Regions from separate parts of the Homo sapiens genome. Here region 2 is linked to region 1. Evidence: read pairs that join two places in POLR2A ChIA-PET (ENCODE). Cell type or tissue: endothelial cell of umbilical vein. All regions are shown on one strand. Each heading gives the region's core, and the rest is flanking DNA. Links, peaks and the distances in the headings are about the cores only.

What was found. ChIA-PET counts read pairs that join two places held together with the same protein. Peaks named below come from ENCODE experiments on the same cell type or tissue, not always from the same donor. Only the 100,000 strongest peaks of a DNase experiment are listed, where the experiment ranks them.
Region 2: POLR2A ChIA-PET joins it to region 1 with 6 read pairs; 3 of 35 experiments call an interaction of 5 or more read pairs at or near these places.

Annotation. Positions count from the first base shown.
Region 1 is chr10:33,314,594-33,324,693 of GRCh38, forward strand. All of the region lies in intron 2 of NRP1 (neuropilin 1), which reads right to left. Among named protein-coding and RNA genes, the nearest start is that of NRP1, 15 kb to the right of the region's middle. In endothelial cell of umbilical vein, for the core only: no CTCF peak of the experiment used is centred there; no DNase peak of the experiment used is centred there.
Region 2 is chr10:33,174,233-33,184,332 of GRCh38, forward strand. NRP1 (neuropilin 1) reads right to left here. Exons shown (of 17, transcript NM_003873.7): 16 at 8,466-8,516; 17 at 3,261-6,133. The coding sequence ends at 5,844. Among named protein-coding and RNA genes, the nearest start is that of IATPR, 62 kb to the left of the region's middle. In endothelial cell of umbilical vein, for the core only: no CTCF peak of the experiment used is centred there; DNase peaks (open chromatin) are centred at 4,309 and 5,029; H3K27ac peaks cover 1,897 bases.

The sequences.
Region 1 (10,100 bases), core at 3,419-8,418:
CTACTTTGCCTCTTCCTCTTGGGCTGGCATGAACACATTGTGCCACACGCCTTAAGAAACACTTAGGAAACACTGGTATGGAGGGAGAGGGGAGAGCCCAGGCAGCAGTGGAATCCTCTCATTGCCCCCTCCAGAAACAAGCAGGCCTGGGCTAGTTCCTCCAAGTAGCATCTTTGTCTAGGACAGGAGGCTTGTTATTTTTCTGGTGGTATGGACTGACATATTTACACCATTCTTCAAGGAACGCATCCCATGTTAACTTCTCTAATGAAGAAATTCACTTTCTGCCTCTTCCCTGGCAAGCCTGCTGTGAAGTTAACATGTGCATTTACTGGGGTTGCCAGCTGGAACGGAAGCAGGCTCTAAATTATTTGTGTTTAATTTATGTAAAGGTGGTTTGGACCTGAGCCCAGATGTGAATATACAATAGACCAAGTTTACAGAATTGTGACACAAAGTCCCAAGAGTTGTGGGGATGTCAGAAAACACTCAGCAATCAGGACGTATGCCTACAACATTAATACATTTTATGCGTTCAACTCCAAAACAGATTATGGAGACGACTGTAAGACAGAAAGAAAAACTTTCAGCCAAGCACTATCTCTGCAGATTTTTTGAGATGTAGCTAGAGCTACTCAAATGTAAAAATTCAAGCTTTTAAAAATAGAGGTTTTTAGGGGGAATATGTAAGTCTGACTCACTACCCAGGAAAATGAAGGGTTTACCATGTAAATGAGAAGAATAAGTGAGCATTTTACAGTATGATTAAGTTAAGCCTTTGTCCAGAGAGCTGACTTGGTCTTCCTGTGCTGGAGGAACACACTGGAGAAGTCTAATTGGATGTCCATTGGCTAACTGGAGAAGACTCATTGGTTGTCAATTGGCCAATTGGAGAAGACTCACTGGATGTCCATTGGCCAATTCAATTTGGCAAATACAGCACCTACTATATGCAAAACACTAAACTCGGCTCTGAGCAGTAGAAAAACAATACTAGTCTCTGTAACTACTGTATGATCTTGGGAGAATAGTGGAATAATATTAATGATTACAACACAATACAGAATAGCATAAGGAACATGAATGAAGTATAAAAACGGTTCTGAGAAGTGTCAGAGGACGGAGAAAGAAAGACCGCATTTACTTGGTGGCTGGTTATCAAAAATGGCTTCATGAAGGAAGCATCATTTCAGGTAGAACTAGGATGATAAGTAACATTTTGACATGGAGTCTCAGGTGTGTAAAGGGCATTTACCCCCACCACACCTGTGAAGGAAACATCCTATGCACAGGCATGGGGCTGGGAAAAGGAGGAGTGAGCTTCAAGAACTAGAAAGTGACCATTTTTGGCTAGAATAGATAAGGGAGCCACAGGGGATAAGGCCAGAGAGAAGGCCTTATCTGCCCTTATCTCCTTATTTGGCCTCCTGTGGCTCCCCTACTTATTCTAGTTAAAAATGGTTACTTCCTTAGGGAAAGCCAAGAAGCACAGACCGAGGCAGGGAGGAAACGGGGAACTCTAAATGCTTCTGAGCAGAGGGCAAGAAGGAGGAAAACCTCTTCTGGAGGCTGATGCAATCGCTCCAGGGATAGGTTAAACAGTGTTTGCATTTGGCAAATAGCTGCAGAAATGTAACAGAAGAGATAGGAGAGACATCGTAGATAGATAATTGAGAGGCCTTTAAACTGACTAGATTTGGGGGACAAATAGGAATCAGGAGACATTCCAGAGTTTCAAATTTGGGTAAGTAGGAAATGAAGGAATCAGTAAAACAGAGACAAGGCAGAAGAGAAGTCATTTGCATAGGAAGCTGCAAAGTTTGTTTTTGTTTTTAATTTTAGGAAATGGTCAGTTCTCCAGGTGGTCAACATCCTCCAGAAAGAATTTGTAAGTTTGAGGCCAACGCTCACGTCAGATTCAGGAAGCTAGGTATTATCTGAGCCTAGTGGCTAAGATCAAAAAGCTTATTCAGAGGAAAAATTCAGGGCAAAGGCAAAACCTTGGCCAATGCCTACATTTCAGTGTTGGAGGAGAAATAGAGGCAAAAAAGAGAAGAGGTCAGAGAAGTGGGGAGAAAACCAAGATGGCACAGCACCATGAGATGCAGGAGAGAAGAAGGCCCCAACACTGGGGAGTTGCCAATTATGTATAAGATTGCACAAAAGTTGGAGAAATCAGGGCCAAGAAATGGCCAATGTTTTGAAGCATTAGAAGAGCCACTGGGGTATTTGATTTGAGCAAACATTTTCAGTCCACTGGAGGGAATGTTACGCTGAAGTTATGCTGTCATGCTGAAGACAGCTAAGTAAGAAAGTGGAGTTCTGAACTGCAGTCACCACTTTCAATACCTTGACAGTAATAAGAAAGAGAGAGAGAGTGTGAGACAGAGTGTGAGAGACAGAGATATATGAAATGTTTGCTTGCAAGGTAACAAGGTCCAAGAAGGATTTTGCTACTCACAAAGAGGTAGATCCTACAGAATTCATTTGACCCATAGAGGCCCATAACAGTCCCACAAAAAAGAAAGCCAATCCCTTCTATTGGGTCTCCCAGCCACATCTGTAGCCATTTGAAATGAAGAAGCGTTGAGAGTGCTTTTGAAGAGTTGCAGATATAGTGTGTATCACATAAGGCCATTCATGAGGGTGAGGTGGGGATAAGGAGCTAGAATAGTAACCTCTTCTCTGCCATGATCCCAAGCTCTTTCCTGCAAACATGCTCTTTGGTGTTGCCACTAAGAACCAACTCCCCTCCCTACTACTGGAAAATCTGTCATAACCAGAAATGCAGGAAGGAGATGGCAAGGTCAAAGGACAGGGGATACTAGAAATAGAGGGGAAATGATGTGAATGGACCATCAGTTTAAAAACATTTATTTCCCAGCTGCCTTTCGCTATGGATTTATGCTACAAAATCCATATCATTTTCTCTTTCTTGGAAAGGAACATAATGACACTATTTTGTTGAATGGATTGTCAAGGACTGGCAACCCTGTGTAATAACCACAAAGCTATTGGCTTGAATACTGCTATTTATGTATGGGTTGGCTTATGGTCTGAATGCACTAAACATATTTACAATTCCTCAAGCACACATGAAAGAATAATTTTTTTAAGTCATTGATGCTATTATCATCAAGTTCGTGACACTGAAATAGCATCTTCTATGAGGTTTTCCAGAAACTCCATCCATCTAGATCTTCAGAAGGCTGCCATTATAACAAACTTAACTGGTCAACTTACTAGAACACTCAGAAATTCTTATTGGCTGAATGCACACTGAGCATAGATACTATCTCTGTTGTGTGTATGTGCAGTGCCTTGGTGCTTTTGAAATATTTATAAGTGTCTCCTCCTAAGGATGCAGACGTTACTGTTTACAGTCTGAACTTATTTAAGGAACCAAACCTGCGGATGCACTTCCTGTTATAGTAATACCTAGGTCTTATTATTTATAAATATGTATGTGTCTCTTGTATTCATAAGACACTTCCATCTACATTAGCTCATCAACACTGTGTTGCTGAGATAGGTAGAGGAAGGAAAGCACTTTTGTTTCGGAATTAAAGCTGTGTCTAGGTGGCATTACTCAGGCAGACTCTGATGTAGGCAACCTGGTCACTGTCACATCTTCCTGGGCTGTACTGGTTAACACTGTCAAATCCACGATGTTAATGGTGCCATAATGAGCCATTCACATATCGGGACCCAGCCCATATGACCCATCTCCTGTCTCACAGACAAGAATGAATGGCAGAGGTGCAATTATAACGCACATCCCTAATTCACCAGAACTCTTTTTCACAGGGAGCTGCTAACAGGATCCCCTGACAATCCAAAATCCCCAGCTTGCGTGAATGAACTAACAGACACATCAGTTTGCTAGAACAGCTGAAGAGGGAAATGGTGATGTCTGGAAGGACTGAACCTATGTATTCTAATAGTTACTCAGTAGTGTCCCCAGACACGAGCAAAGAAATTGGCATGGGGAGAAACGGGAAGAAGAATGCAAAGCTGTTTCCTAAGGAAAAAAGAAATGACAATTCCAATCAGTAGTAAACACACAAACAAACAAAATCCCTCACTGTTTCCTTAGCTTAGTGCCAATCGTCATTGAAAAATAAAATTATGGGCTGCCCTTTGTATTAGGTTGGCGCAAAAGTTATCGTGGTTTTGGTGGCCAAAACCACGATAACTTTTGCGCCAACCTAATAGCATTGAGGAAGGTGCTAGCACAGCTTTGGTAATATAAGGAACTCTAATAGAGCCAGGGCTGAAATATGTTCCAAACATCTGCGTCAGGCTTGGCAGCCTGTTCCCAGTGTAACTGATCATGGAAGAGGGTGAGAGGTGAAGCCAACTGGACTTCCGGGGTCGAGTGGGGACTTAGAGAACTTTTCTTTTCTTTCTTTTTTTTTTTTTTTTTTTTGAGACGGAGTCTCGCTCTGTCGCCCAGGCTGGAGTGCAGTGGCACGATATCAGCTCACTGCAAGCTCTGCTTCCCGGGTTCACGCCATTCTCCTGCCTCAGCCTCCCCAGTAGCTGGGACTACAGGCGCCCGCCACCATGCCAGGCTAATTTTTTTGTATTTTTAGTAGAGACGGGGGTTTCACTGTGTTAGTCAGGATGGTCTTTATCTCCTGACCTCGTGATCCGCCCGCCTCAGCCTCCCAAAGTGCTGGGATTACAGGTGTGAGTCACCGCGCCCAGAGGACTTAGACACCTTTTCTACAAGAGGTTTGTAAAATGCACCAATCAGTGCTCTGTAAAAATGCACCAATCAGCGCTCTGTAGCTAGCTAGAGGTTTGTAAAATGGACCAATGAACAGGACATGGGTGGGGACAAACAAGGGAATAAAAACTGGCCCCCTAATCTCTGCTCAGGTCCCCTTCCAGGCTGTGGAAGCTTTGTTCTTTCCCTCCTCACAATAAATCTTGCTGGTGCTCACTCTTTGCGGTGGTGCCATCTTTTTTTTTTCTTTCTTTCTTTCTTTCTTTTTTTTTTTTTTTTGAGACAGTGTCTCCTTCTGTTGCCCAGGCTGGAGTGCATTGGCACGATCTCGGCTTATTGCAAGCTCTGCCTCGCGGGTTCATGCCACTTTCCTGGCTCAGCCTCCCAAGTAGCTGGGACTACAGGTGCCAGCCACCATGCCTGGCTAATTTTTTGTATTTTTAGTGGAGACGGGGTTTCACCATGTTAGCCAGGATGGTCTCGATTTCCTGACCTCGTGATTCACCTGCCTCCGCCTCCCAAAGTGCTGGGATTGCAGGCCTGAGCCACCGCGCCCGGCCTGGGTCGGTGCCATCTTTAAGAGCTGTAACTCTCACTGCGAAAGTCCCCAGTTCCGTTCTTGGTCAGCTAGACCGCGAACCCACCGGAAGGAATAAATTCCGGACACAAGGGGGCGCGCGGGGCATGCGTAAAAGCCTGCTCCGGGGCCGGGCGTGGTGGCTCACGCCTGTAATCCCAGCACTTTGGGAGGCCGAGATGGGCGGATCACCTGAGGTCAGGAGTTTGAGACCAGCCTGACCAACATGGGGAAACCCCATCTCTACTAAAATACAAAAAATTAGCTGGGCGTGGTGGCGTGTGCCTGTAGTCCCAGCTACTTGGGAGGCTGAGGCAGGAAAATCGCTGGAACCCAGGAGGCTGAGGTTGCAGTGAGCCGACTTTGCGCCACTGCACTCCAGCCTGGCGATGGAGCAATACTCCGTCTTTAAAAAAAAAAAAAAAAGCCTGCACCGGGACCCAGTCTCTCTCCAGACAATCCGTAGCCCTTAACTGTGCTGCTGGGAACCAGAGGCCCCAAAATTCAAAATCAGGTGCCTCTGATTAAGCTAGAGGGAGTGAGGAGGAGCGGATGTGGCCAGATTCTCTGAATGTGGACATGCAGGCACCCACTCCAACACCCAGGGAGTGGCTGTCTTAAGTGCTTTCTGAAAGGTTGTCATCCAGACAAACCACCCACTTCAGCAGTTATTGAAATTGCCCCTTTCACTCTCTCTTTGCTGAATTTTTGCTGATCTCTTCTCCATATGACCTACTGTGGGTCACAGACGCTTCTCAGGGACACATTGCGGTTTTTCACCTCAACTCTTCATATACCTCATTTTGAGTTCAATACAAGTGTCAGCTGTTTAAACTAGTGTTTACATGTGCAAAGCATTCTGTGGGACAGCGAAAGGTAGAAATGTAAGTAAGACATGGTTTTTGTCTTGCTGGGGTCTGCCACCCAAACGAGAGATGAACACCTGTACAGTTAGAATGAGGACTCTACGGAGATGGGTGCTGGAAGGCAAAATAGAGTGCTGCAGTCAGACTGTCACATTAACTGGAATTTGTCAACTTGACTGGCTGCCATCTTTCCAAAAGAGTTGATCTAGAAATTTACATTTTATTTATTTATTTTTGAGACAGAGTCTCGCTGTGATGTCCCGGCTAGAGTGCAATGGCCTGATCTTGGCTCACTGCAATTTCTGCTTCCCGGGTTCAAGCGATTCTCCTGCCTCAGCCTCCTGAGTAGCTGGGATTACAGGTGCGTGCCACCACATCTGGCTAATTTTTGCATTTTTAGTAGAGACCGGGTTTCACCATATTGGCCAGGCTGGTCTCGAACTCCTGACCTCACTGATCCGCTTGCCTTGGCCTCGCAAAATGCTGGGATTATAGGTGAGCCACCGCGCCTGGCTAGAAATTTACATTTTATTTTATTTTTACCATCTTTTCTGTGACCAAATGTGTTAACAAACAAATGCCCACTTTTTCACTTTATTGGAGAATAAAAAGGACAGACAACTATGAACTGAGATTTTTTTTAAAAGATAAAACAGTGATCTTAGTTAGCCAGGGGTTACCACATCTAAAACAGCCTAATCTCTTATCAGACCAAGTCAGCCTTAGCTCCTCCAGGTTTGTAGAGACTTGTGTCTGTTTTTTAATCTTTAAGTCAAGAGTGTGTTCCTTTTTTCTTTAAATGTAAGAATGTATGCCTTTAAATATTTTGAAGTGATCTATGTAAGATTATGATTTTGACCCCGTCTTAATTCTTTCCATGCCACTTCCTGGGTTGCTTGTATCTTGCATAATAGCTGCCCTGCTGGTAGCGTCCAACAGTTAAGAGAGTCAGACAAGGACTTGGAATCGTGACTATATTGACTGGCCTTTGCTATCTTCGGCTATTCTGGAGAAATATGAGAACTTGAATTGAGAGACAGTTAGCATCCTCTTTCAGCCCGGGACTGGAAGCTCTCTCCGTGACATAGCAGTCTATCATAGAAGCAGCAGGCCATCACCTCCAACCTGGCTGGCTGCTTGTACAAAGTATCCACCCAGATAAAACGAAATACACTGGAGCATCTGTTTCTTCTCAGAAAACTCTTCCATTTCTCCTAGGAACCCAGTGCCTGAGCAGTCTCCCTTTAACCCTTACAGAGCCACCGTGGCAAATGCAAGGATCGAAACTGTATGAATGAGGGCGCTGTGGGAGAAGAACACTTCCCTGCTATTTACCTGAGATTAAGTAGATGACCAGCGCTTGGAAGGGAATGTGGCCTTCTCACCTCTGGGCCTGAGAACAAGCACTGGACACAGTGGTATCTAATATGCCCTTTTACCAATTGAACAGATCAAACCCATGTGTGGCCTGGTTGTCAGGCTTTAAATAAACATTGTATTTATATGCGCTTTGTGCTTTTAAACTCCATCAACAAAAAGCACTAGAATTTAGATATTTACTCCCCAGGATTTCCATTCCTAAGTTAAGGCAAGTTTTTATTTATTTATTTGTTTTTTTAAAAACTGAAGGATAGAGTCTCGCTCTATTGCCGAAGCTGGAGTGCAGTGGCAAGATTATAGCTCACTGTCACCTCAAACTCCAAACTCCTGGCCTAAGCGATCTTCCTGCCTTGGCCCCCAAAAGCACTGGGATTACAGGTGTGCACCACCACAATTCACTAATTTTTTATTTTTTGTAGAGAGAGGGTCTTGCTATGTTGCTCAGGCTAGCCTTGAACTCCTGGCCTCAAGCAATCCTCTCACCTCCGTCTCCCAAAGTGCTGGGATTACAGACCTGAGCCACCACTCTGGCCAAGTTTCAATTGAGTGGAAAACCACCAATTGGTTGAAAGTTTCTATGCACAGTTTTCACAAGTGCTTATTTAATCTGAACTTAAAGTTCAAAAATTAAGTCCTTCCTCAGAATTAGTTGGTTTATACTTAAACTTTCCTGAGAACTTGTTAATAAAAGAGTTGCTTGAAGAAAAAATAAGCTGGTAACGTTTCATGAGAATTTCCTCATTCAAAAAGCACATCCATGTGTGACTTTGATCACAAAGACAGAAAGATTTGTGACGCAGCAACTATTTATTTGGGTTCTGTTCATATGACTTTTCCCAGCTTCAGGGATCTCAGCTGTCAAATGAGGATGAGAGAAAAGTGAGTGCTCATCCCCATAATGGGCACATATTGAAGACTCAACAGCAAGAGCCCGGCATAGGTTGGACATGGTGGCTCAGGCCTGTAATCTCATTACTTTGGGAAGCTGAGACAGAGAATGGCTTACCTCAGGAGTTCGAGACCAGCCTGGGCAACATAGTGAGAAGCCCCCCCATCCTTCTGTGTTTTAAATAAATAAATAAATATGTTTTTCAAAAAAAAACCAGTCATAATTATTCCTTCCCAAACACTCTATGATTATTTAAGTTAAAGAAGAAAAAAACAACATGTTGACCAAAGAAGATCTAGCAATAAAGACCTGGGCTTGATGAGGAGGAAGACCACGTTATAAGGCAAAAGTTCTCCATGAACTTGAACTCTATAAAGGAATTGAGTAGACGGAAGCCAAAATATTCTGTTTGTTTTTTTTTCTTCCTCTGCTCCTCTGCAGAACTTAGTAGAGCTCTGAATGAATGTGCTTCACTTCCTAAGCTATCTATGAATTGTTTCAACCATAAGACACTACTAACTGCCCTAGATACCAGATACAGGCCAATCAACCAGAGAAGAGCAGGAGAACCCTCCTCTCAAGGTGCAACGAACTGCCAAGCCACTGACTCTTACAATCAGGATGGATGACAAACACCCAGGCAAGAGGCATTTGGAACCTGATCCAAATGAATTTTTGTTTCTTGTTGTTCTTTAGGCTTAATGATCAGTCTAGATGAATACTACCACTGCAATTAGTTACGTTTATTTTTTAGCTTCCTTTACACACACATATGTGTTTGTGTGTGCGCTTCTGTGGAGCCATGTCAGCAGGCATGCAAGTATCAAGTTTTATGCTGGAAAGAAAGGAGCTGAGAATGTGCATGCCCGCTGAAGGCATATGTCTCACTTGGATCAGTTAAGTGCCTGCTCCCTAAAGTGAAATCTCGTTGGAAATGCCATGCACATGTTGATTCAGTCTGATAAGATTTCAACCAACCTTCTCCTTTAGCTCGCAAAAGTTGCTTCCTTTAAATTACAGAAATGCCTAACACAAAACAACCTCGTAATACTCAAAATTCATTATGATCAAATGTGATTGCTTATACTAAGGGATAATAAAGAAAATTAATTTTATTAAACACACGAGGCTCTGTTCAAATTAAATTTGGTGCTAATGGGGAAAAAAATCAAAAGGAAGAAAGCAGATAATTATCTGCCTGAGTAATAACCAAGGATGCTGCAAGTGGTAGTAACAACTTTGGCCAGCAGTTCTTCTGAGGAGGGTTCATTCTTCCACCAATAGTTTTTTAATTGAATTGAGCTTGGTGGTGGTGCCTCTCACATTGAGAAGTCACCAGAGATCAAAACCAGAAATAAAAAGATGAAGAAAAATACGGCAAAGGAGAATGTTTCTGAATTTGCTTGCACATAAAATCTGCATAATAAAGCAGGCTCCAGATTGAAAAGTTTGAAACAAAGACAAGATATTTCCATCAGTAGCCACTGAAAAAAATTAGAAAATGCATCAGTAGGATTCTGCTTTTTGATTAGAAATAGTACCTATTTTTTCTATATCCACTCCAAAGACTTTCACTGTCTATGTTCAAGGATAGTACCCACAGGCTTCTTTTTTTTGAGACGGAGTTTTGCTCCTGTTGCCCAGGCTGGAGTGCAA
Region 2 (10,100 bases), core at 2,006-7,005, 140 kb before region 1:
TAGTGACTCTGCGTGTTAGGGTACAAGGGAGAGATCACACTGTTGCCACTGCATGGACCTCTCCAGCCACCTAACTTTCTAATGTGTTGGTAAAATTAAATAGAAGGGATAATTTGTTATTTGCATAACAGAAACAGTATTTCTTCTTACAAGTAAAGAGAATTTGGGTGACTTAAATATAAATAAAATTAAAAGTTGACCTAACAGAAATCATGTTTAAGACTCTAAAAATGAGTTTCTTATAGTTGGAGGGCTTGAATTCCAGCAGAATTGCAAAAGATCAGAGCATAATAATTGAGTCTGCTTTGAATATATCACGTATCCATAGTCAAGGAGCAATTTAATCAACATTGAAAAATTTCAGAAGTTGGACAAAATTAGAGCAATGATAATCCTGATAGGTGATGGAATGGCTCCCTGGCAGGATGACATCAAGATCATGAGCACTGCCAACATCATCTATCTGAAAAAATGATAACGGGGCCTTAAGAAAAGGGTGTGGAATTGGCTCATGTCAGAAATGATGGGGCAGAGATGCCCAGATCACTGAAAGGAGCATTATGAGGAACAGAGAACTGCTCCTCATCCGGGTGAGTCATTGTCTTGTCCAAGCTTCACAAAGGCAAGACTCAGAAGCCCCTTCCAGGACAGTGAGTCCATTTCCAGTCCAACATTCTGCCAGAGCAAGCGACTTTCCAAATCCATTTACAGGGCAGTGATAAAATTAGATTATTGGCTATGAATATTATACACTTGTGAACGCCTGCATCATTACAGGACAATTCCATTTAGATGTGGAGATGAGACAATTTTTCTGCATAGAAAAACCCTCTCTTGGGAGCCACTATTGACAACAAAGCTCTATTATCTGATACTTTCTTTAATAAGAAAGATTAAATAGAGTTCCATCTAGTTTTACCATTCAGGAATTTAATATCTTTGGAAGGTATTAAGCTGTGTGTGCTATGTAAGGCAACATGTTTTGAATAGAAGGAATTGGATATTCACATATTGGTGTGCATTCCCCTTTCTCCACTGACTGCACTGTGAAAAGGAAAAGAGCACTTGCTATGCTTCTGCTACACTTTTAAAGTTTTTAACCCAGCAAATTACCACATCAGCAGGCTCTCTTCTCTATCAGAAAAGCCCACTTTTAGGCCCCCCACAAGTAATCAGGTAGAATGACCACAAAGCGCACTTCTGGGTTAAGTGAGATTTTAAATTTACCATTGTTATTCCAGGCTGCATTGTATTTAGACGCTTCTGAAAAGTGCTTTGTGTTCAGACACCACCATCTGAAGCATGCAAACTTTTGCACACCTGGCTCAGGTGGCAGCAGACCACGTGGGGACTTCTTAAATCCGAATGTGATGACAGGTGGTCTGGGGATCTTATTAAAATGACTCAGCAGGTCTGGGACACAGCCCCAGACTCTGCATTTCTAACAGGATTCCAGTGATGCTGCTGCTATTGCTGCCTCTTGGGACACATTTTGGGCAGCCGGGCCCCATGTGAACCTCTCCCAAGTTAATGCAGAACTATGGAACGGTGGGTGGAATGGAGGAGAGATGAGACCAGATACATCCTGGACTCATCACTCAACCTCTCTGAACTTTGGATTCCTCATTTATAAAGTGGAATGAATAATTACAAAACTTAACTTACTTACCTTTCACAGAGCTGCTGTGAAAACAGCTAGTGTTTCAACAAATAGCAGTGCAATGCCATCCATAGAAATCCCTATACTCTTTCTCTCCTAAAATGATAGGATCAGCTCCTAGGACCTTTCTTACATGCATATGATAATGTGATGTTCTCCTCTGAATCATCTTTCAATGTTTCTTTGGAACATTGCGGGGAAAAAGTCAGTTCTCATTGTTGTCTTCCATGCTTCTTGCTGCTAAGTTCTACTCAACGTGATAGTCCCTTCATCTAGGTTTCTCAATCCCCAAGTTGAAATTCTGCTTAAGATCCCTTAGTGGATATAGATTAGGGAAATAGAGCTAATTCTTGGCAAAACTGTTTTTTAATGCAACACAAACTGTTATAATTACCATTGGGAAGCAGGAACATTATGGAATGCCGATTTGATTTGCATAAAAATACAGTGCAGTTCAGCCCAAGTGGCAATTAATAAGTTATCAGGGAAGACAGGAGACACAACAATAAATCATTTTTATGTTTTAAGTTAAATGTTTCAGTCCTGAATCTGGGAAGTATTATACAGCGATTTAGCTTCTTAAACCTAGTACGAAAAGCCTAGCTTAGTCTCTAACTAGGGAAAAGAGTGAACAGCATTCATGTTGAAGTTCTTCTCAAACAATGAAACAGAGATAGTATTAGTGCATGGCCCTTAGCATTTTTCCGAAAGTATGTGTGGATTCATTCTAATAGACTCCTTGGAAGTCATCATATTTTTCTGGAAACATCCATGAATTTAGGTAAAATGTAACTTTAGTAAAGTGATTCTCTATCTCTGACTCTTTTCTGTGAGTAGAGAGACCTAAAAACCCATGCATTAGGGAAAATTTTCTATTCTTGGTTAATCTTGGAAAATGCAAAAAGGCATAAGTGTCCAGAGAAAAGCAGGAAGTGGAAGAAATATTGATTAATGGAGCCTGGCTGTCCAAAGCAGCCCACTCCTCAGGGAGTTCCTGTGCTTCCAGGAATACGTTTTCCTACAGTCAGAGGACGGTGGTAGAGAAAGACTTATTGGTCTGTGAGTAATAGAAATTAAGCTAGGCCAGTTTTGTTGTAAAAAGGGCCCCTTTGACTTGACACTTCTGTTGTCTTTGTTATTGTTATTATTTTTCCTATTATTCTGGTCCTAGATGGAATAAAACTCTCCTAAGAATTACCAAACAGCCAGTTGTAATGTCATACCCAACTTTTCCCATTACCTAAATGCAGCGTGGGTGCATGAATAAATACTGTCAGGTTCATTACTATTTTCTGCAAGAACAAAACTTACCAAGTTATGAGTGAATATGATAAAAGAAACTTTACCAAATGAAATATAGAACATTTGACACACAATTTAGGATCATTCCCATTCCTAACGTCAAATTCCGTATTCCTTATCATGACAGGGTCCAATGTGAGTTGAGATTCTACTTTCAGAAAATGTCTTCTTAATCTTCTCTCCTTATCAGGATATTTTAAAAAAGAGAATTTTTAAAAATCTTGGAAGTTATTGGATAGTGGCATGTCACCAACTTCTTTAACTAGAACAGTGCTAATATAATAAAAGCCATCAGGTGTGGGATATTTTATGAAAATGTTTAATTCAACTGTTTCTTTGGAATGTAGTAGTCATAGTTTGGAATTTAAGTTACAGTTCAGTTCTATGTGGTTTTTATGCTACTCAGTGTCTGAGAATACAAATGTCATTTAAAGTTAAGGCTTCGCTGTTCATTTTGAAACAACAATTTACAAGTGTCATATTGTCATAGAAAATAATAATTTCTGTAAAAAAAATCTGCACAAAATCTTATGATGGTACAAAACATGAAGCAATAATATACCAGTAAAATGAAAACATTTTACTACAGAAAGTTTTATAGATTTCCATAAAGAAAAAATATGTTATTTTACACCTTTAAAAATTACAAAACAATCTAAAACAATATAAACTGAACATTTTGTAACACTGCCTTTACAAATTAATAACTTTATAAACATATAATTTTTAAATATATTTATCAGTGCAAGATACTTTAAATTTTAAAGTTGCAGTATCATTTTTCCTTGGCTGAGGACAACTTTAAGTCTGTTGCCTTTAAAAACAACAAACGAGTGTTTCTTAGTGCTTTCCTTCTGGTAGGATTATATCAACTAAATGAATGTCTCTGGGGACAAAAAACTATTCTTCTTTCATGGTGATCAATATTTTCCTGGAAACAAAAGGCATTCTCAATCCAATTTAACTAAGATGAATGGACTGTCTCGTCTATGATGCAAATGTGACTCCCAACAAATGTCTTTGAGTGAGACGTCTAGCAATGTGGGAAGGAAGATCTAAAAAATCTCATGTCCAACATGGCATGATAAAAATCCACCAAAACCAACCAAAGCTTCTTTGGGTTAATTCATAGGCTGCCTGGTAAGATATTTGCTTCCCTGTGCTGTTAGAGGCTTAGATGTTGCCAGCCCTAAGGCAGGCTTATTCTTTGTGAGCCGCTGGAAGTTTCTAGAAGCATTCATTTAAGTCTATTTTTTCAAGGTTGCTGTTATGAATTTTTAAAACATTTGTTTGACTTTATGTGTTTTTCCCCCTCTTATCTTAAAATACTTGACCCCCAGGCATCAGGATTTATAGTTTCATTCTTAAATTAACTGTTCTTCCTTCCACTTCCCTTGTGTGACTCAGTAGCAAAATAAGAAAGTTCTCTTGGGTCATTTTTGCATATTTGGATAGAAAAATCTCATGCTTTTGGATTTGGAAGATTTTATCCAGTTCTTCCTTTGGGTCTCACTTGAAAGCCAATTTGTATTATTTCTTTCCTCAACTTATCACTATTTCTACTAAATGCCAACATTTCTATCAAAGGTCATTTTGAATAGAATAGATAAGGAAAAAAGATACTGTCACTTTAACCAGTTAACAAGAAAACCAAAGTTAGACTTTGGAGGGCAAAGTTAGGAATTTCCCTTATTTATTTATTTTTAAACATAAAGTCTAGTAAAATCGTTTGCCATTCCCAGCAGGTTAAAGCTGCAAGTTTCTTTCCTGGACAATGGCAAATCCTCCAATTCTAAGAGAGAAAAAAGACAGAGAGATAGGAGAGAGAAAGAGAAGAGAGTTTACATTTGAAAATACATTCCATATGAAAGAACAATAAGAGAGAATATTGTAGCTTTATACAAAAGGGTCAAGAAACATGAAATTGAACTACAGAAAAAGCAGAACAATTAAGCCACGTTGCCAAATCTTCAGAGCCCTTGCCTGCCCGGAGGGGCTGGCATCTCACACGAAAATAAACTTTCTTCTTAGTCAGTGGGCCACCAGAGTTTGATTAAAGAGCAGGGCTTTCACCAGCAAGAAGCAGAGTGGGTCGTTAATGTAACACAATGAACCAGTACAAACAAAAAGGCACTTGAGAGGACATAGACTAGCCAGTGCCAAGGATTTGTGTTTTTGTTGTTGCGGTTGTCAGCAGTATACCCAGTGGCCAGCCGTGTTCAGGGATGGCACCGTTTTCTGTATGGAGTTCACAAGCACGAGGTTTAGTACAACACCGGAAAAACAGCAAGAAAACTGGACAGTATTGCTTCGTAAACAGAGCTGACACACTACACCAGTACTGAGGCTACAGTACTTTAAAAAGAAAACAGCCTAATCCTTCTTTGCCTATGCACGACGCGGGCAATTATACACAAGTACAACTTCAGGAGTCCACTGAAATGCGGTGATTCTAGTATATTCTGGGCACTGGGTTTCAGGTAGCATGTCCATCCAAAGGGCCACACGGAATACGCTTGGTGCCAGCATCTTGGATTTCGCTCAGTTTCCAAAAAGAATCCACAAAGGGGAGAGGAGAGAGAGAGAGAGGGGCAGGAGGGGTCGAAATGAATGATTATGTCAATCATACTTGGTCTCAACACCAGCATCTGATTATTCAAATGAAACCAACAGGAAAAAAGCTGACTGCACATGAGTCCGATGGTGAACACAGCTCCTTGTCCATGTCTGTCGGCCATACTCATTGAAGCTCCTGAGAAAAGCCTGGCTCAGTGGTCATCAACACACTTCCCAGCCTGTATAGTGAAAGATCAACAGCTCCCCAGCTCACTCCCGTCCTTCCACTTCCGTCCTTTGACTGTCTTTTCATCTCTGTCTGCCTTCATGCCTCCGAATAAGTACTCTGTGTATTCAGTTTGTCTTTTTTCAACTTCACACCATCCACAAGTTCAAAGTTATAGTTCTCCAGGGCAGACAAGTTTCTTTCTGACATCCCATTATGCCAACAGGCACAGTACAGCACGACCCCACAGACAGCCCCCAGGAGGACCCCCAGGGCACTCATGGCTATGATGGTGATGAGGATGGGGTCTAAGGTCTTCAACACATTGCCTGGCTTCCTGGAGATGTTCTTGTCACCTTCTCCTTCACCTTCGTATCCTGGCGTGCTCCCTATGGAAAAAAACAATATTGTCTCCGTGAGCACCGCCAACAGACCAGATGAAAGCAGACAGAAAAATAGAAAGGAACGAAACAGGAGCAAATCACACACCCCAGTTTTGCCTGTCATATCTGACTCATTGTTGGGAACAGAAGTGTGGGAGGTGGTAGAGGGGAGTGGGCGCTGGGGCTTCTGACAGACTGCTTAGCACGTGGAAACAACCCATTCTGGATCAACTGGGAGGTTCCTTGCTCATCTAACTCAGATTTCATGCAGCCCCATCTGTCCTAGATTGTAATCTGTGTTTACAGTCCTTGGCTAGATAGGTGATCATTAAGTTTTGCAAAATGCTTAGTCACACATTAGTCTAGCAAGGGGATTTTACCATTCCCAGTGCATGTACCTAACCCCAAAACAGGCACAAGAAAAACCTTCATGGCTGCCCTTCTACGTGGTGCTGTTTCCAGGATCTGGCATGGTTTATGCATGTGTTTGTTCTCCCATATGGAAAATCTTCAAGTGAAACGAATTTTGCCCAAAGTCTACAGTAGTTTCAGTAAAGAAGGAGTGATTTTTTAGAACAAGAGAATGCTTGCTGCTGACATGTAAACAGAGTGTGGCTCAAATCGAGAAACCATGTCTGTCATGCCAAATAGAAGACATTTACTAATAATCAGCATCTTTGCAGCCCTGGTAGTTTAACTGGAGACAGTTGCACTGCTCTGCAGCTCAGTCACTGGGGACTTGTTTTCTTTGGAGTGGAACAGGAGAAATTGTTAACATGGGAGCTTTGAGCCTAATTACCTGGTACTAGAAACGGGATGAAAATGTTAACGCACAATATGCCTGGGGTTTACTTAATGGTGTTCTGATCAACAAAGATTCCAATCAAAGAAAACTAAAAATATGAGATGCAAATCCCTAACCAAGAGAAAACAAGCCTTGGGGCATATTAATACTCTCTCCCTTGATGAAATATTGTTTTGAAACAACCTCTAATAAAGTTTACATCTCTGTGTGGACTTGGTAATGTGTTCATATTACTAACAGCAAGGTGCAATATTTATTTGTCTCTATGAAGTCCACGGCTGGCCATAGAGTAGGATCCCATTTCTAAGGGCAACAGATGCTGACATGCATTGATGATAAGGGTGCAGCACCATCCACACAGCAGCTGTGAGTGATGGTGGAGCAAGTGTCCAACAGCCCACAATGCTGGCTGGGAGATCTGGAAACTTCTGGGAATAGACTAATACCAGGCAAGGCCTAACTCTGATCAAAGGTCTTGCATTTGATCACAAAGCAGCGTTCAGCAAAAACACACATTTATAGTTCATCAGGCTAAAGTGTGAGGCTACCACCTAATTAGCTATGCTACTTAAGTTTCAGTCTCACTATCTGTAAAATGGGGACAAATACAACCCCTAGAGCTGCTGTGAGGATTAAATAAGATAAGGTATGTAGGACGGGTGCAGTGGCTCACGCCTGTAATCCCAGCACTTTAGGAGGCTGAGGCCAGGGAATTGCTTAAGCTAAGGAATTCAAGACCAGCCTGGGCAACATGGTGAAACTCCACCTTACAAAAGACAAAAAAATAAGTTGAGTGTGGTGGTGTGGGCCTGTAGTCTGCTCGGAAGGTTGAGGCAGGAAAATCGCTTGAACCTGGCAGGTGGAGGCTGCAGTGAGCTGAGATCACGCCACTGCACTCCAAGCCTGGGTGACAGAGACAGACTCTGTCTCAAGAAAAAAAGAAAAGAAAAAGATCAGGTAAGTAAAGTGCTCAGAACATACTAACTCTTCAATAAATCCTTCTTATCATCATCATCATCATCACAAAACCAAGGTTCTAGTAGAGGAAGATGGGAAAAGATGAATCAAACACAATGGATTATCTCAGAAATTGGGCTCTGGTCTCTTAAAGATCCTAGCTGGATATCAACAAACAGAAGAATTTCGGTTGGTTTCAAATAACTGTGTATGGAAATAGTCTTCACTAATTTTCTGTCTTTGTAGTGATAAACTGAGTGTGTTTGAGCTGATTATCCTTTATGTTCCACCTCTAGACTGGGCAGGGAAGGGCCAGGGTGAGCACACTTCCCAGGCTCAACCAGGTGTACAAGCAGGACCCGTCACCGAGGCTCCCCAAGTCTTATGGGCAGCTCGGAAGTGGGTACTCTGTGAGCACAATCCGATCCACAGCACCAACCCAGGGCCATGGGCATAGATGTTTTTTATTTGAACTTTTTGACATACCAGTGTATTAGAGTTCCACAAAGTTTCTTCATAAACACAATGAAAGCCATAGTAAAATTTTTTAAAAATTGGTCAGCAAGACAAATTTACCTGTTTCATCAATTTTAATTTCTGGGTTCTTTTTATCCAGGTCTGCTGGTTCTGACAAGTCAAACAAAATTGAAAGAGATATTTGAACTGCCATCAAAATATAATGCACCAAACTACACAAACCTTTAGGTACATGCACACACACACACACACACACACACACACGTGTCTACTGGGCTCCTTTTGGATTTTTTAGTTCAATCAGAAATCACCAAACAGATCAATAAAGAGGCAATGTTAAATGACCGGGAAATTGGTAATGTGACATCACAACACTGCCTTTAAGGTGCCATATCTAAATCCAGGTAGCACTGCTGCTAGCAGAATCTGTTGTTTTAGGAGACAAGGGTGGGCTGGGTATGCTGGCTCGTGCCTATAATTCCAGCACTTTGAGAGGGCAAGGCAGGAGAACCACATTAGGCTAGGAGTTTAGGACCAGCCTGGGCAACATAGTGAGATCCCATCTCTACAAAAATAAAAAAATTAGCTTTCCAGCTGCTTAGGAGGCTGAGGCGGAAGGAGAGCTTGTGCCCAGGAGATGGAGTTTACAGTGAGCCATGATGGTGCCACTGCACTCCACCCTGGGTGACGGAAGCAAGAGCCTGTCTCAAAAAAGCAAAAACAACAACAACAAATTTAAAAAAAAAAAAAAAGAAGAGAAGGGGGAAGAGACATGGTTTTGGCATCTGAAATGTGGAAAAAAATCTGGTGAATATAGGTTCTACTGAAGTAGATTCGTACATATGGTGACCATCCTATAGTTTGTAGATAACTGCTTCCTAAATTTAGTGTGCGTTAGTTTGGCTTCTCGAATAGTATGCCAACTCTTTGAGGCAAGAGACTGTGCCCTGTGTATTACAAAAATAGATAAATACATAAAATAGCTATTGAAGAAGTAGAGTTCCAGTATTCCTGTGGTACTAAGTACAGAGCAGGAATTTTTGAGTGCTTTGTCCACTGCTGTATTCCAGCATTTACAACAGTGTCTAGCACATCATAGGTGCTTTAATAGATATTTGTTCTATGTATGAATGAATGAAAGATTAATAAATAGTTGATAATCTCATAGCATCCACACCCAGATGTTCAAGGATGCATATTTGATGAATCATTGTACAATTGTCTTACACATATTTTTATTGGTAGCAGCATAAACAAATAAACAAAGTGGTTTAATGGAGCCGTAGTTGTGAATTTCCCACTACAATGTCTGGCAGCAACTACAGCTAAATGGACAAATCACAAGAAAAGAAAAAGTCCCATAGAATTGTCTCAACTATGTGCTTTCTTTTCTTTTCTCCCTTCCTTCCTTCCTTCTTTTTTCTTTTTTTTGAAATGGGGTCTTGCTCTGTGGCCTAGGCTGGAGTGCAATGGTATGACCTTGGCTCACTGCAACTTCCGCCTCCTGGGTTCAAGCAATTCTCCTGCCTCAGCCTTCCGAGTAGCTGGGATTACTACAGCTGCGTGCCACCACGCCCAGCTAATTTTTGTATTTTTTAGTAGAGATGGGGTTTTGCCATGTTGGCCAGGCTGGTCCTAAACTCCTGATCTCAAATGATCCTCCTGCCTCGGCCTCCCAAAGTGCTGGGATGACAGACGTGAGCCACTGCACCCGGCTCAGCCATGTACTTTCAC